Regions from separate parts of the Homo sapiens genome. Here region 1 is linked to region 2. Evidence: chromatin loops called from intact Hi-C (ENCODE). Cell type or tissue: dorsolateral prefrontal cortex. All regions are shown on one strand. Each heading gives the region's core, and the rest is flanking DNA. Links, peaks and the distances in the headings are about the cores only.

What was found. A loop is a pair of places that touch in the nucleus more often than their neighbours do. Peaks named below come from ENCODE experiments on the same cell type or tissue, not always from the same donor. Only the 100,000 strongest peaks of a DNase experiment are listed, where the experiment ranks them.
Region 1: a loop joins it to region 2, with 16 times the contacts of the local background. A loop is called at or near these places in 9 of 110 quality-filtered maps.

What each region holds. Positions count from the first base shown.
Region 1 is chr12:122,352,852-122,360,851 of GRCh38, reverse strand. It overlaps CLIP1 (CAP-Gly domain containing linker protein 1), which reads left to right. Exons shown (of 26, transcript NM_001247997.2): 6 at 5,540-5,737; 7 at 6,296-6,399. Among named protein-coding and RNA genes, the nearest start is that of CLIP1-AS1, 39 kb to the left of the region's middle. In dorsolateral prefrontal cortex, for the core only: a CTCF peak has its summit at 4,514 (motif pointing right); DNase peaks (open chromatin) are centred at 4,551 and 5,441; H3K27ac peaks cover 2,572 bases.
Region 2 is chr12:122,126,341-122,135,996 of GRCh38, reverse strand. It overlaps MLXIP (MLX interacting protein), which reads right to left. Exons shown (of 17, transcript NM_014938.6): 2 at 8,635-8,741; 3 at 8,029-8,114; 4 at 6,771-6,860; 5 at 6,368-6,409; 6 at 5,885-6,056; 7 at 5,064-5,153; 8 at 3,614-3,705; 9 at 2,010-2,649; 10 at 652-773; 11 at 331-508. Among named protein-coding and RNA genes, the nearest start is that of IL31, 43 kb to the left of the region's middle. RefSeq lists enhancers at 5,311-6,510, 8,437-8,947, 8,948-9,460. In dorsolateral prefrontal cortex, for the core only: CTCF peaks have their summits at 2,687, 4,828 (motif pointing left) and 8,641 (motif pointing right); DNase peaks (open chromatin) are centred at 4,786 and 8,646; H3K27ac peaks cover 1,044 bases.

The sequences.
Region 1 (8,000 bases), core at 1-8,000, 230 kb before region 2:
TGTTGCTCACAGCTTTTGCTGTGAAAGTCTTTGCAAGTAAGTTTTGAAAAATGTAACTCCAGCAAGAATGCGTTTTTTGAAATCAGAAAGTGCTTTTAATAGTCCCTTTCAGATTCTTAAAAGCTTAAAAATGCATGTGTTCTTGGTGAATCTGTATAACTACTGCCTAGTCTAACACAGGGGTCAAATTATTTTCTATGAAATTATTTTAGGACAAAATGATAGGAACATTGGAGAGATCCTTTTCTTCAAGTCCATAGATCTGTCTCTCCCTCTCTCTCTTTTTTTTATTTTTTCTTTTGAGTCAGGGTCTCACTTTGTCACCCAGCCTCAACGTCCCAGGCTCAAGCAGTCCTGCTGCCTCAGCCTCCCCAGTAGTTGGGACTACTGGTGCACACCACCACGCCTGGTTAATTTAATTTTTTTTTTTTTTTTTTTTTTGTAGAGAGAGGGACCCACTGTGTTGCCCAGGCTGGTCTCGAATTCTTAGGCTCAAGCGATCCTCTTGCCCTGGACTTCCAAAGTGTTGGGATTTACAGGCGTGAGCCACTGCTCCCAGCCTCTCTTTCTCTTTGACTTCAAATAATTTTAGGAAGTGAAGTGTTTTGAGAAAAGGTGTGTTAATAGGATTTTAATGTTAATACAACCTGACCTACTGGAAGCAGTTAGTGTGTGAAGTGTCCCTGACTTGAGCCAGAGGACACTAAAGGGAACTCTTGGAGCTGGAAGAGGATACTAGGAAAGCCTGTTTTGATTACTCTCTTCTTTCCTCTTCTTCTCCTGGTCCCTTTCCCTCTCTCCCTCTTTTTCCTGTTTAGAGCAGTAAAAATAGAATCACTAGCATTAAAATAGGCAACACCTCATTCTGTTTATTAAGGTGTTATTTTATTAGGGTCAAAGCCCTGCCCATAAGTTTATTACCTAGAAGTGGGGCAAATACTGTTTAAGTTAGAAATGGCGGCATCAGACTTTCCTCAGACTGAGTTCAGGTCTCCGCTGGGTGGTGGGGAACCGCAGACCAGGAGCTAGGATGTTGCGTTGTGCTGCGGGGAGGAGGTGGTTAGCCCAGGATCTCACGGTGCCTGCTCTTCCATTGTCGTCGGGCAGAGAAGGGACAGGTGCTGAAATCTTCACGTGGGGCTGTGCTCCTCTGCCAGCCATCTAGGCTTCCTTCCTCTATGTTCAGGTAGAATAAGTACTGCTCAGAGCATTTCCATTTGCGCATAAAGAGGAAGCCTGCATCTTCAACAGAAAAATTACTTTTATGAGAAAAGCATGACAAGAACAATGAAATGGAGAAGAGCCCCAAACCCCTGTGTTCAGACAGAGCTTTGTTTAATGTGGGTCAGAAACTCTGATAGGGACAGCTTGCCTCCTTTGCTGTTCTAGGAACAATTCCATGGGAGGGTCTATTCTGGATTAGGAATTCTTTCTTGAGTAATTTTTATTACCTTTTAATTGTGTCCATTTCTTTGGGAAATAGCAAGCTCTCCCTGCTCCCGCCAATCTCTCCTCTTACTTTTTGGACCAGTTCTTGTACCTCTTAGCTCACCTCATTCAGTGAAAATTGACAAAAGAGACGTGAGTTTCTGTACCTGTGAGACAGCTTATTTTTGTGTCTTTATGGTTTCTAAGCCAAAAATCACCATAAAATAGTATGACAAAGATAGAGAAATTGAAAGTGTCATTTCAGTTACTTTGCTCAGAAATGTATTTCTGTTTTAGAAAAACAAAAATTGAAAAAAATTTAATTCATTCTTTATTTGTTTTTATTTTTATTTTTTATTTTTTTGAGATGGAGTCTTGCTGTTGCCCAGGTTAGAGTGCAGTGGCACGATCTCAGCGCACTGCAACCTCTTGTCTCCCGGGTTCAAGCGATTTTCCTGCCTCAGCCTCCCAAGTAGCTGGGATTATAGGCACACGCCACCATGCCCGGCTAATTTTTGTATTTTTAGTAGAGACGAGGTTTCACCATGTTGGCCAGGCCAGTCTCGAACACCTGACCTCAGGTGATCTGCCCGCCTCTGCTTCCCAAAGTGCTGGGATTACAGGCATGAGGCGTGAGCCACCACACCTGGCCAATTCATTCTTTTTTTTTTTTTTTTTTAAAGTCAACTATTTATTGAGGAAATACCATGTGCCAGACAATGTAATAAGCATTTTACAAAGTTATCTCATTTTATCTTACATTTTATCAAACAATCCTATGAAATATATACCCAATTTACAGATGAGAAAACTGAGGCTCAACTGAAGTCAGGTAGCTCACTGAAGGTAAAATAGCTAAGAAGTGATGGAGCTAAGACTTGTATACAGAAACTGGACCTTAAGTCATTATGCCATACTGCCCCCTTCCATATCTAACTCAATATTTCAACAAGTGGTTTTTTTTTTCTTTTTTCTTTTTTTTTTTTTAATTGTTCATTCTTGGGTGTTTCTCGCAGAGGGGGATTTGGCAGGGTCATAGGACAATAGTGGAGGGAAGGTCAGCAGATAAACAAGTAAACAAAGGTCTCTGGTTTTCCTAGGCAGAGGACCCTGCGGCCTTCCGCAGTGTTTGTGTCCCTGGGTACTTGAGATTAGGGAGTGGTGATGACTCTTAACGAGCATGCTGCCTTCAAGCATCTGTTTAACAAAGCACATCTTGCACCGCCCTTAATCCATTTAACCCTGAGTGGACACAGCACATGTTTCAGAGAGCACAGGGTTGGGGGTAAGGTCACAGATCAACAGGATCCCAAGGCAGAAGAATTTTTCTTAGTACAGAGCAAAATGAAAAGTCTCCCATGTCTACCTCTTTCTACACAGACATGGCAACCATTCGATTTCTCAATCTTTTCCCCACCTTTCCCCCCTTTCTATTCCACAAAACCGCCATTGTCATCATGGCCCGTTCTCAATGAGCTGTTGGGTACACCTCCCAGACGGGGTGGTGGCCGGGCAGAGGGGCTCCTCACTTCCCAGTAGGGGCGGCCGAGCAGAGGCGCCCCTCACCTCCCAGGCGGGGCGGCTGGCCGGGCGGGGGGCTGACCCCCCCCACCTCCCTCCCGGATGGGGCGGCTAGCCGGGCAGAGGGGCTCCTCACTTCCCAGTAGGGGCGGCCGGGCAGAGGCGCCCCTCACCTCCCGGACGGGGCGGCTGGCTGGGCAGGGGACTGACCCCCCCATCTCCCTCCCGGACGGGGCGGCTGGCCGGGCAGAGGGGCTCCTCACTTCCCAGTAGGGGTGGCCGGGCAGAGGCGCCCCTCACCTTCCGGACGGGGCGGCTGGCCGGGCGGGGGGGGCTGACCCCCCCCACCTCCCTCCCGGACGGGGCGGCTGGCCGGGTGGCGGGCTGACCCCCCCCACCTCCCTCCTGGATGGGGTGGCTGCCGGGCGGAGACGCTCCTCACTTCCCAGACGGGGTGGCTGCCGGGCGGAGGGGCTCTTCACTTCTCAGACAGGGCGGCTGCCGGGCGGAGGGGCTCCTCACTTCTCAGACGGGGCGGTTGCCAGGCGGAGGGTCTCCTCTCTTCTCAGACGGGGCGGCCGGGCAGAGACGCTCCTCACCTCCCAGACAGGGTCGCGGCCAGGTAGAGGCGCTCCTCACATCCCAGATGGGGCAGCGGGGCAGAGGCGCTCCCCACATCTCAGACGATGGGCGGCCGGGCAGAGACGCTCCTCACTTCCTAGATGGGACGGCGGCCGGGAAGAGGCGCTCCTCACTTCTAGATGAGATGGCGGCCGGGCAGAGACGCTCCTCACTTTCCAGACTGGGCAGCCAGGCAGAGGGGCTCCTCACTTCCCAGACGGGGTGGCGGCTGGGCAGAGGCTGCAGTCTCGGCACTTTGGGAGGCCAAGGCAGGCGGCTGGGAGGTGGAGGTTGTAGCGAGCCGAGATCACGCTACTGCACTCCAGCCTGGGTACCATTGAGCACTGAGTGAACCAGACTCCGTCTGCAATCTCGGCACCTCGGGAGGCCGAGGCTGGCGGATCACTCGCAGTTAGGAGCTGGAGACCAGCCCGGCCAACACAGCGAAACCCCGTCTCCACCAAAAAAATACGAAAACCAGTCAGGCGTGGCGGCGCGCGCCTGCAATCGCAGGCACTCGGCAGGCTGAGGCAGGAGAATCAGGCAGGGAGGCTGCAGTGAGCCGAGATGGCAGCAGTACAGTCCAGCTTCGGCTCGGCATCAGAGGGAGACCATGGAAAGAGAGGGAGAGGGAGACCGTGGGGAGAGGGAGAGGGAGAGAGGGAGAGGGAGAGAGGGAGAGGGACCCAATTCATTCTTTAATAACCAGAATGACTTCATGTTACTGTGTGCGCTGCTGTTGGGCTCTACACATCTAGTCAAGCCTTGGAATCTGATTTCTCATCACCAACCTCATTTCCTGTGCATGTTGATTTTTGCATCATACTTTCATTTTCGTCATGGGAATAGCCAAAACCCAGCTTTGAAAGTACATGATGTTATTGAAAGGACTGTAGGACAATCTAATGAGACTGAATTGCCTCAAACTAGTAGTTTGCACAGAGTCCAGCAGATGTCGCTGTGTTTCTCTTGAAATTTTAAAACATCCTACAGTGCACTGGTGAGTTTGCTCAGCACCCTGGGGCATCTCTGCACATGGTTTGGGAACCACACATTTAATGTATTCAGGAAGAAATATTAGCAAGAGAAGGTATAATTTAGCTATATAATGAAATTGGAAGGTCAAGGTCAAATGGTTAAAAAAGACAACAGGAGTTTCTTCCTGGTATGTTTAAGTAATTTCAAGAACAAAAGGTTGATTCTTTTGTAGTTCTCAAGTTGCCGAGTTATTAATTGAGGAAAGATCCTCGCTGTAAGTCTGCATCCTGTGCATCTTGCAGTAAGGGCCTAGGGAAACCGATGAAGAGAAGAGCTTTCAGGCGACAGCTGCAGCAGCTCTGACTGCAGAAGATGAAGTCAAGGCTGACTTGATCTGGAGCCAGCAGTGGCTGAGCAGATGGCCTTTGGCGCGGTGGCTCACACCTGTAACCTTAGCACTTTAGAGTTCGAGAACAGCCTGGCGAACATGGCAAAACCCCGTCTCTACTAAAAATATAAAAATTAGCTGGGCGGTAGTGGTGCACGCCTGTGATCCCAGCTACTTGGGAGGCTGAAGCAGGAGAATCACTTGAATCCAGGAGGTGGAGGTTGCAGTCAGCTGAGATCGCACCACTGCACTCCAGCTAATTTTTGTATTTTTAGTAGAGATGGGGTCTCATCATCTTGGCCAGGTCTCAAACTCCTGGCCTCAAGTGATCCACCCGCCTTGGCCTCCTGAAGTGCTAGGATTACAGGCATGAGCCACCGCACCTGGCTGATCTCTTTACGTTGATGTATTCTTTGTGAGATTTATAGACAGAAGGCACACACTGTCTTGTGTTTTTGAGGAAGCCTTTCCTAATCCTGGCCAGCCTGCCAGCTGGAGCAGCGCCCTTGCTTTGCCGAGCAGATGCCCGCCATGCATGCATCGCGCCTCCCTCGCTTTTCTGACAGCATCATCGCCCTTCATTTCTCTAACTTTCCTTTACAGTTGACTGAAACCTCCTCCCGTTACGCCAGGAAGATCTCCGGTACCACTGCCCTCCAGGAGGCCCTGAAGGAGAAGCAGCAGCACATTGAGCAGCTGCTGGCGGAACGGGATCTGGAGAGGGCGGAGGTGGCCAAGGCCACGAGCCACGTGGGGGAGATAGAGCAGGAGCTAGCTCTGGCCCGGGACGGACATGACCAGGTGAAGTCTGGACCTTGTTGCGGAGATGGTGATGGTTTCTAAAGCCACTGAGGAGCCGAGAAGCATGCCCGGTGCTTGGCACCGAGGAGCTAGACTTGAGAGCACAAGAAATGGGTGTACATTTCTTTGCTGTGCTTGTTTGAAAGCTACAGTCTGGGGTGCCAGTTTCCATGATCACAGAGATGAAGTTTTGTTCTTGATTCGACCTTAGTGTTTGGTCTTTGTGTCCGGGTCTTTTGGCCTGTCTGTGTTAGGCCAGCTTGGTTACTAGGGCCTTACCAATGATTGATTATAGCTGCTGTTTGTGGATTACTCTTAATATGTGTTTCAGCTTCAAAAAAGATGAGAGGTGTTTTAACATTGTTCTTTATCACTTTCATCATCTATCTTCCAGGAAAGCTGTTGAGAATAACCTATTAAAATAGAGAAAGCTTTTTAACATAAGGTTTTAGAGTAACGCCCACCCACCATGGTGACCCACAGCTCTTTGGAGAAGTATCACTGGGTCTGTATCTGGGTCAGAAATAGTCCATTTACCGACATTCTTGCCTTCCCCAGCATGTCCTGGAATTGGAAGCCAAAATGGACCAGCTGCGAACAATGGTGGAAGCTGCTGACAGGGAGAAGGTGGAGCTTCTCAACCAGCTTGAAGAGGAGAAAAGGTGACCCCAGACTGTTTCCTGGTGCAAGTGTGGCCTTTCCCCCTTTTTTTTTGTTTTTGAGACAGAGTCTAGCTCTGTTGCCCAGGCTGCAGTGCAGTGGTGCAATCTCAGCTCACTACAACCTCTGCCTCCCAGGTTCAAGCAATTCTCCTGCCTCAGCCTCCCAAGTAGCTGGGACCACAGGAATGTGCCACCACGCCTGGCTAATTTTTTGTATTTTAGTAGAGATGGAGTTTCACCATGTTGCCTAGGCTGGTCTCGAACTCCTGAGCTCAGGAGATCCATCTGCCTCAGCCTCCCAAAGTGCTGGGATTACAGGTGTGAGCCACCGCGCCCAGCAGCCTTTTCATTTTCAATGACCTCAGAAGAAAATTTCCTATTAATAATCATGTTGGTATCAACCCTTAGAACCAAAGGAATGACTATGTGTCCAGCAGAAGGTGAACTCTGCCATACTGTGTGAAGAGCGTCTGCTTTGATTTGACTTTTTTCAATAAGTTTGGAATCATTTAGACATGGCCTGATTGGGCGCAGTGACTCACGCCTGTAATCCCAGCACTTTGGGAGGCTGAGGCGGGTGGATCACTTGAGGTCAGAAGTTCGAGACCAACGTGACCAACATGGTGAAACCCCGTCTCTACTAAAAATACAAAAATTAGCCAGGCCTGTTGGCGGGCGCCTGTAATCCCAGCTACTTGGGAGGCTGAGGCAGGAGAATTGCTTGAACCCGGGTGGCAGAGGTGGCAGTGAGCCGAGATCGCGCCACTGCACTCCAGTCTGGGTGACAGAGCAAGACTCCGTCTCAAAAAAAAAAAAGAAAACATTATTTATTATCTTTTGAGACAGGGTCTCACTCTGTCACTCAGGCTGGAGTGCACTGGTGTGATCATGGCTCACTGCAGCTGTGACATCCCTGGCTCAAGTGATCCTCCTACCCCAGCTTCCCAAGTAGCTAGGACACAGGCACATGCCAACATGCCTGGCTAATTTTTGTAGAGATGGGGTTTTGCCATATTGACCAGGCTGGTCTCAAACTGAACTCAAGCAGTCTGTCCACCTTAGCTTCACAAAATGCTAGGATTACAGGTGGCTTATTTTATTTTTTCTTTTTGAGACAAGGTCTCACTCAGTTGTGCAGCCTGGAGTGCAGTCATACGATCATAACTCACTGCAGCCTTGACTACCTGGGCTCAAGCAATCCTCCCACCTCAGCTGCCCAAGTAGTTGACACGGGTGCACGCTGCCACACCTGGCTAATTTCTTAATTTTTTGGTGGAGATGAGGTCTCGTCATGTTGCTCAGGCCGCTCTTAAACTCCTGGCTTTAAGCCATTCTCCCACCTTGCCCTCCCAAAGTGCAAAGATGCATTTTTAAACTTGCTATGTCTCTAAGGCATTTCTGGTGGCTGTCTGCTTGAATTCACCAGGGTAGTGATGATAGATTTTTTTTTTTTTTTTTAAATATAAGGACTGGGTCTCACTATGTTGCCCCAGCTGGTCTCAAACTCCTGGCCTCAAGCGATCCTCCTGCCTCCACCTCCCAAATTGCTGGGATTATAGGAGTGGCCTACCATGCCCAACGTGTTTTTTTGTTTGTTTGTT
Region 2 (9,656 bases), core at 881-8,880:
GAAGCCCAGGGCTCCTCAATCCCTTCTCTGGGTGAGATCAGCAGCTCAGTACCAGGCCTTCGTGGGCAGTCAGCAGGGACTCCCCGAGCACACGGGTCACCTACACTGCCACATGTTCACTACTTTTTGCCCTGCCAGTGCCACCACATTTCATCCTGCCACCCACAGAGCGTGTTCCCAGACTGTGTTATCAGCAGGCCTACAAGACCTCACTGTGTGTCCTAAGCCCAGGCTCCGTCCTGGGGACCCAGCAAGCACCCCCCATGGTCTACGGCAGGCCCAGTTACTTCCCTTGCGATGCCCCAACCATCCCGCCGAGTGAACACTCACTGGGCCCTGTGACAGTGACCTGGGGGCTGCCCCCATGCAGCGGGACCTGCTCGCCCTTCCCCAGGGGGTCTTGCGCTGTGCTTGGGAAGAGCCGGGAGACGGGGGCAGGCGGGCTGCTCGTGCCATGGCCGAGATCTGTCACCAGGATGCTGCTGTGGAACTCCGGGACCCCAGGAGCCTGCAGTGACATGGGAGACAGGTCACCCCTGACTGCTGATATACAGCAGGGCGGCACACCAGTCGTCTCAGGTGAGGGCCGCCCAAGATCAGAGTGCTCCGGGGTGAGAAGGACACTGCAGGTCTGCCTAGGGCCCTCCTCACCCTGGCGATGGCAGCAGGCGCAATGACCACGTTGGACTGGGACACGGTGGAGGCCAACATCCCTTCTCTCTTCAGAGGCCCTGACGTCATGATCACCGCTTGTGGTTGGCCTGAAAAGGCAGCTGCCAGGATAAGGAGGATGTTCAGGTGCAGCCCTGGGCCACAGGGCCTGGCCCACCCTGCAGAGGCTGCCTCTCTGCCAGTGAGACAGCTTGTTCTCAACCCCAGGGGACAGGAAGACAAAGCCACCAAGGCACCTAAAACCATTTGTGTGACTTCTTGAAGGAGACATGTTATAGACCCAGGAAAGAGATGGCCAGGACCATGTTTTCACACTGTAGGTTGTGACTAACTTTAAAAAAAAGATAGAGAGGCTGGGTGCAATGGCTCACATCTGTAATCCCAGCACCTTGGGAGGCCGAGGCAGGTGGATCACCAGAGGTCAGGAGTTCGAGACCAGCCTGGCCAATGTGGTGAAACCCCATCTCTACTGAAGATACAAAATTAGCCAGGTGTGGTGGCACATGCCTGTAATCTCAGCTACTCAGGAGGATGAGGCAGGAGAATCACTTGAACCCGGGAGGCAGAGGTTGCAGTGAGCCAAGATCATGTCATCTCACTCCAGCCTGGGCAATAACAGTGAAACTCCGTCTCAAAAAAAAAAAAAAGAGAATAGAGACTGGGTGTGGGGGCTCACACCTGTAATCCCAGCACTTTGGGAGGCCAAGGTGGGCAGATCGCCTGAGATCAGGAGTTCGAGACCAGCCTGGCCAACATGGTGAAACCCCATCTCTACTAAAAATACAAAAAATTAGCTGGGTGTAGTGATGGGCGCCTGTAATCCCAGCTAACTCGGGAGGCTGAGGCAGGAGAATCACTTGAACCCAGGAGGCGGAGGTTGCAGTGAGCCGAGATCACACCACTGCACTCCAGCTAGGCGACAGAGTGAGACTCCATCTCAAAAAACAAACAAACAAACAAAAATTAGCCGAGTATAGTGGCGCACACCTGTAATCCCAACTACTCGGGAGGCTGACGAAGGAGAATCGCTTGAACCCGGGAGGGGGCGGTTGCAGTGAGCCGAGATTATGCCACTGCACTCCAGCCTGGGCAACAGAGACTGTCTCAAAAAAAAAAAAACCAAACAAAAAAACAAAAAAGATAGAGCATAGAAAACGGACTAGATCATGGCCATGTATTATTTCATGACACTTTTGTTTCATTTAAGTGTATGTGTGTGCGCATGCACGTGCACACCAGGGTGGTGGTGGTGGTCACAAGTTTGAAAGCCTTTGGGATGGGAAAACATCCCTCTGGGTCGGGGGGAGCCCCGCACTGAGTCTCCCCGCCTGGCTCACCTGGGGCGATACGGGCATTCTTCAACACCAAGGACACGGGCTCTGGTTTGGGAGCAGGCACTATTTTGTGGGGCTGCTTAGGCCTGCCCCCAGTCAAGGATACAGGTTTGGGGTGCACAAAAGTTAACCGTGGCTGGGGAGGCCGGGTGACAGGAGACAGTGCCAGCCCACAAGGGGCCGCTGACGGGGCAGGGTGATGGGTGGTGATCACAAGGCCCTGACTCTGGCTAAAGGTGGTGGCGGGGGCATCGTGGGTGAGGGTGGCAGAGGCCGTGTGGGTGATGACAGACGGCGCTTTGTTGACTCCAGCAAACTTCTGTGGCTGATGGAAGGTGGGTGGAGCCGGGGGGTTCAGGGCAGTGGCAGGAGGAGGAACTAATGGTAACACGGGGGAGATGGGCGGTGGGGCGGGGCTGGGAGACAGCAGGGGCATGGTGAAGACAGGGAGGAAGGGCTGCGGGACACTCAGTGGCGGCTCTGAGGGACCGAAGTCCGTGGGCTGGATAAACGGGTCCTCAGTCCGGGAGGTGTGTTCACAGCCCTGCTCATCCATGTGAGCCAGGGATGGGGCGGTAGGGGGCGCGATGAGGCTGTCAGGAAGGCTCACAGTGGGGAGGGCTGTGGTCGGCAGGATGCTCTCCTGAAAAAGGAAGAAAGGAGCCAGGAAGCAATGCTGGGGTCAGACAATTCCTTTCTAGCGCTGCACACTGCCAAGTCCAACTACACAGGCCGGGCGCTGGGACAGAGGGACAAAGGCCACGTCTCCACGTCCATGGCTGCTGATCTGATAGGGATTTGTGTTTCCCTGCGTGTCTGCGGGGGTCTTGTTTCCATTAAAAACTAAATAACTCAGAGCTCAGATAAGGCAACGGCCCTCACACAGCTGGCTAGCAGCCTGGGAATATCTTGTTTCTGGAGTCCAGCAGAGTCTCCCCAAAGTCTCTGCCATCTTCTATTACTGAGCAGAGGCAGCCTGGATTGCAGCTGCTCGGGAATCCCCGAGGACAATTTCACGTGTCAACTGGTCATCAGGCCACCTCTTCCTAAATAAGAAAAGCTACGAGGAATCAATGGTTCAGATCCCAGTCTCTGCAGTAGCAATTCTTCCCGGAGCCCGTTTGAAGATGGTGCCAGGTTACCAGTGTCTAACTGGTCATGGGCATAAGCATGAGGGCTCCGTAAGGACAAAGAATGGTACCTCACTCAGCTCTGTAGCCCCAAGCACCTGTAAGCAACTTTTTGGATTGCTTAGTAAAACGTGAAAGAAATATACAGAAGTTATTTTTATTAGTAATCCATGTTTTTCTTCTCTGTCTAGCTAATTCTGTGTTAATTAGTCGGAGCAGAGCTAGCTGCACATAGGTTACCTGGCACTCAGGCAGAAGCACACCTGGACCAAGAGTCTCCCACCCCATGGGTGCTGAAGGATGCTGTAAAAGAGGGATGGAATCGTGCCTCTGCACATTAGTGCTGGTCTAGCACTGCTTGGCGCTTTGCTGGTGACTGTGTGGCTATGCCATTAGCCTTGCTCTGGCAGCAAACCTTTGATGAGCAGCCCTGTGCCTGCCAGCCCCTTCCCCCACCCATCCCCCAGCTTCCTCTACCTGTGCAGGTGGGTTGTTGGGATCTGGTACAGGTGCTGAGGCAGATGCAGGTAGCATGGAGCCAAAAATGGAGCGGCTAGAAGAGAAGAGGTCTGAAAAACAACAGCAGGGGTCTTCTGAGCTCAGTGTGCCCAGCATTTGCTGGAATCAAGACTCAAACAGGGCCAGGCACGGTGGCTCATGCCTGTAATCCCAGCACTTTGGGAGGCCGAGGTAGGCAGATCATGAGGTCAAGAGATCAAGACCATCCTGGCTAACATGGTGAAACTCCATCTCTACTAAAAATACAAAAATTAGCTGGGTGTAGTGGCACATGCCTGTAGTCCCAGCTACTCAGGAGGCTGAGGCAGGAGAATGGCTTGAACCCAGGAGGCAGGGGTTGCAGTGAGCTAAGATCGCACCACTGCACTCCAGCCTGATGACAGAGCGAGATTCCCGTCTCAAAAAAAAAAAAAAAAAAAAAAAAAAAAAGGTGCCAACCACAACCACCATGCCTGGTTGGTGCCACCAGTGGTCCCAACTACACAGGAGGCTGAAGCGGAAGGATCGCTTAAGTCCAGGAGGGAGGTTGAGGGTGCAGTGAGCCGTGTTCTTGCCACTGCACTCCAGCGTGGGCTACAGAGCAAGGCTCTGTCTCAAAATAACAAAGACTAAAACAGGCTGGGTGTGATGGCTTACACCTGTAATCCCAGCACTTTGGGAAGCAGAGGCAGGAGGATCACCTGGGCAACATAGCAGACCCCCGTCTTTACAAAAAAATGAAGAAATGAACTGGGTGTGGTGGTGTGTGCCTGTAGTCCCAGGTACTCAGGAGGCTGAGGTGGGAGGATCGCTTGAGCCCAGGAGTTCAGGGCTGCAGTGAACCATGATTGAACCACTGCACTCTAGCCTGGGTGACAGTGCAAGACCCTGTCTCTAAAAAAAAAAAAAAAAAAAAAAAAAGACTCAAACAAATCAAGGACTAAACCCCTAAACCCCACATGGCCCAGGGGGATGCCATGGACAGAGGGTATTACCCTGAGACACCTTTTTTTCTGTAGAAAGGGGGCTCTGGTTGGAACCACACATGTTGGCAACTATCCTGGGCTCTGAAACACTCCCAGGCCTGACGTTTCTGCTGCTGTCACAATGGCAGGTGCTCAAGGACCCATCTAACTGCAGGGCCTTGGTAGGGAGCTGGCTGTGTCATCAGTGCCCTCTGCTGCTTCGAGGGAGAACTGCTTACAGTCACGGCTAAATCCAGAGCCAATTTCCTTGCTGAACAATGTCCCAGAAAAACTTCCCAGACCTTGCAGTTACTACAAAAAACAGTTCAGTTTAAAAAAAAATTCTTTGCTCGCCCCCTTGCCCATTCTACCAAGTCTCGCCTCTTAAAGGAAGGCAGCGATCTGCTCTGTGCTGGGCTGGGGGAGATGGAGGCAACCGTGCTCTCTCTGCCTCTGGTCCTCACCCTGGAAAGGCTCAAAGGTGTCCATGAAGTCCAGGTTAGGCTGCAAAGGAATCAGTCCCGGCTGGATCATGTCTGCATTTCCCAGATGTGCTGCAAGAATCACAGAGAGAGGAACCATTTTGTCTTCTCAGACAATGTTGCAGGAACGTAAAAAAGGCCTGGAACAGAACTTCCTGGCCCTGCTCACATCCCAGAGTCTTCCAAGGAGCTGGCTGGGATTTCTACCTTCTCAGGGTTTGTGGCCATTCCGCACCCTCAAAAGGCAGGAAAGTAAGTTTTTGCCAGGAAGGTAAAATTGAGTATCAGGGAATGGACACCCCAGGAAGCTGTAAAGAGCTCAAGAGAGAACAGAGACCTCCCCGAACACTGTTCTAATTTTCAATCTTTGGGCTCTTCCCTGAGAGGTTAACTGGAAGACTGAATGCCACCAAGGTGAGCGGTCACACCCGGGAGTGCTTCTGATTTTCTTTAGCATGAGTCACGGCCCGGCCGCCTCGGCTTAGGCACGGCACACGTACCCCGTGAAGAGAACGGTATCTGAAATGTGCCAATGACTCAGACTAGACCCTGCTGCTGTCCTCCCACCATGGCACTACGGGAATGGCAGCTGCCCAGTGGGCCCACTCTGCAGACCCCACCCACTCGGTACGTGCGGCCTGGATGTCAAATGAGGCCAGCCATCCTTCCCTTCCTTACTGCCTGCCCCCAACCGTGACGTGCAGCAGCTCAGAGATGGCCCTGAAGGAACCCTGGCCCAGAGGGGGCCTGGCAGAGAAGGAAGCGGCTGGCTGTTCAAAGCCCAAGGCCCTGGTTTGGGTTACCTATTTCCCGGGGATTGGGCCAGGCCACCGGCTGGTGTGAAGAAAGTGTGGAGAAGAGGGTGTCGCTGAATTCCGACATGAGCATGTCTGTGTCCAGCAGGGGATCCTCCTCCATGGGGACGGGGGTCTTCCATCCATCCCCGTGCTTGTGCCAATACAGCATGTCATCGTCCTAACACAACACCAACACAGGGGAGGAAGCATCAAAGAGTAACAGTGGGACGAAGAATTCCCACGCCTGTCACCTGGGGAAATTCGTCAAAGGGGTGCTCAGTGGAAGTGAGGCAGCAGGGTGGAGGCATTTGGAGAGCGGCTCCCTCCAGCCCACCCAGGAGAGAGAGCTGGACTGCTTCTTGAGCCATTCCTGAGACTCCAGGGAGGGCCCATGGCCTGCCGCCTTTTGCAGGGCTCCCTGGTGGGCCACCGAAGTCCCTGCTGTCTCATGTCAAAGTGGGGGTCCTCAGAGCTCCCAGGCTCACCCACCTGGACCAGGCTGGAGAGGTCCTCATCCTTGTGCTGCTGTAGCTGTGGGCAAAGGGACAGGACACGGCGGTCACCAATGGCCCTAGGAGGGCCCAAGGGCTCTAGAATATACAGAACTCTCAGGGAGGCAGGTAGGGGTCCTGCTCACACCATCCCCAGGCCGATGCCTGCACAAAGGAGACTTCCACCCAGTGCACAGATGGGGAAACTGAGAGCAAAGACAACCTGACCGAGGCAGGCCATTGCCCAGGCTAGTCTGGCACGCTGGGCCCCAGATTTACTGCTTGACGCTCCACGTTCAGGTGGGGCGGCTGTGGAGCCTACCGCCTCGGCCAGGGCCCTGAACCAGGGACTCTGCCCACTCCCTCCCTAGGCGGGCTGCCTGAACACTCCAGCCAGATACCCTTTTCTTGAAGTAGGTTCTCCACTTGTGATACTCCCGGATCACAATCTCGATGCGGCTCTTCCAGTACTTCCCTTCCGTGGTGATGGCCTAGGACAGGGACAGAGAGCAGAGTGAAGAGGGGGCTCTGCTTGATTAGCAAAGCTCAACTGGTGTACTGAGTATCCGGCACTATAATCAGGCCTTAGGCAATCCAGCGGGAAACCCCACAGTGGCTACCACATCACTCAGAAAGTACGTCCCACTTCTTCCATGCTATAGCAGACCCTCTAGCTAACAATGCGCTGTCATTTCAAGACCTAAGGTAGCCAAAGGCCTTGGGGGCACGGTCCTGAGGCTCTGTCCAGGAGGACAGGGTGAGAGCAGAATGCTCCACAGAGGAAGAAGCAGGGGAACGCTGCAGCAATTCCCAAGCCCCCCCATAAATGCCCCTTCCCCACAGCCTCTGCCACATTCAAAGGGCAAAAATGAACAGCCAATTCCAGGAAGTTTCAGGTGGAATGTGCCCTCCAGGGGCCTCTCATCCAACCTTCGCGTGATGCCAGTGTGGATGCCTTGCATGACAGCCTTCGAGCTCCAGAGATAAGGAGCCCCAATGCCTGGGGTTGCCTCACTTTCTGATCTCAAGGCCCAAATCACCTCACCTACAAACACTGTGTGTGTGTCCTCGACAGCAAAGATGCTTTTCTGTTAAAAAGAACTGATTACAATATTGCCATACCCAACAAAATGATATCCCTTGATACTGTCTAATACCAGATTATACCTGTCTCAAAACTGTCTTTCATTAGCTTACCTTCTAAATTCCCCCTTTATCGTTAACAGTGAGACATGCCTAGACAAAATTAAAGCCACACAGAAGAGTATGCAGTGAAGAAAGCATCTCCCCCTCATCTGGCAGCCCTAATCCTACTCCCCAGAGGTTCCTGAAGTCTCTTAATAAAGACACTTCTATATATTCCTCTAGACACTTCCTGTGCATGTATAATCACACATAGACACACACTTTAAAAATTAACAGAAAGATATTAACCCCCTCAGTCCCTGGGCCAGTCCCTCTGAGAAGGGGGAGGCTCTGCAGCCTGGGGTTGCCAGAGGCCACCAGCTCCCAGGCCTGGCCCCCAGGGCATGGATGGCGCAGGGCAGGCGCTGCACTACCCTCGGCAGCCTCTCCTACAGGACCAGCCCGCGGTGAGCCACTCCCGGTGAGGTGCTGGTATGTTTCCACTCTCAGCCACCCTTGGTCACTGCCAAGTACCTCCGGCCGGCGGTGCTCGTCTACGTCCACAGAGCCGTCCAGGGGTGTCACAAAGTGGCACACAGGATTCTTGCGCTTCTCCAGATCTGAGCAGAGAGAGGGTGAGAGTCAGCACCATGATCCAGACCCCTGAGGGAGCCCCAGCCTGTCTGCTGCACCCCTCCCCTAGGGCAGACCACATTCCCAGGTACCCTTTCCTTCTCCTTCCCTAGGAAAAGGAGATTTCAGGGAAATAAAGGAGTCCAGGTGAAAGGAGAGGAATCTGTCAATAACGAACGCCTCAGTCAGAGAGGCAGTGTGGCTTCTCAGAGAAAGACCAGCCCAACACAAGCCTGCCCTAGCACACTCATCTCCCGGAGAAGCTACCGGATCCATGACACTCGGGCTGGAGAGAGAAGGCCCATGCCTGAGTCTTCCTAGACCTGCTCCCTGACTCTTCAGATGCCACCCCTCTGCTGGGCCTGATGGCTTGGGTTTCCTGTCTGCACAGACTGAACTTCTGTTAGAAACACCAGGTCCCAGGAGCAGACTCTGGTCCCTGGGTGCCCAGGCCTCCAGGCCGTGAAGTTCTGACCACCACCGGCGCCCAGGCTGGGCGGCACTTACACTGCATGTACCAGGCCCGCCAGATGGCATTATTGAGCCGGATCTTGTCTCTCCACTGTAGCTTCAGGCCCTTGAAATTCTTCCACTTTGGAGACACCAACTTCCCACTGAAAGGCAAGGCAAAGCGGGGAGACTCAGTGGTTACTCTGAAATTGAAGTGAAATTACAAAGTGCCACCCGATCATTCCAGGACCAAACTCTTGACTGATCCACCCCCAGCCATACACCCGGCTTCATGGAATTCAGGTCACTGGGGGATTTCTTCAGAGCCACACAGGGCAGGGCATGGTGGGGATACTGTCAGGGCGCGGAGGGCAGGACTGGCCGTGGGGGTTTTGCAGCCTTGGAGCCACCCACCAATATCTGTTGAAGGGACTTTAACCCAAACACCTCTGCAGAGGGCTGCTGGGAGGATTCCATGAACCAGACTAACAAACTGAACACTGGGCATGCAGTGAGTGCCCTCCAGGAGGAGCAAAGGTTACATTTGGGCTGTTCATTGTTATTCACATTTGACCAGCCTCCCTTCCTGGATTCAAAGTCATTCTTGTTTCCAGAGAGGGGCAGACCAAGGGCAGTCATGGGTCACACAGCAACTGGTGTGTGCGGTGGCAGCATGTGGGGTTCACTACATTCTTCCGTCTACTTTGGCATATCCTACAAATTTTCCATAACTAAAAATTAGAAGAAATCTGTTGACCACAGAGTGCAAACCAGGCTCCTGTGACCTGGTCGTGGCCTGCCTGCTTTGCCACCAGCCCCCACGAGGCATTCACAATCCAAGTACCCGAGCATCCCACTGGCCTGAGTGCCTGCAGGGCAGGGCCTATTCTGCCTCCCAGAGCCTCTGACATGGTCCTCACTCTTGATGGCCCTCCACTCAGCCACCTCCTAATCCTTCAAGATGCTGCCCCCGACACCATCTCCTCTGAGCTGGCCTGGCCTCTCCCAGGCTGCTGCTGATTCCTTCAGGGCCCCTCTGCTCTCCTCCACTCGGGGACGGTCTCACGGGAGCTCTTATG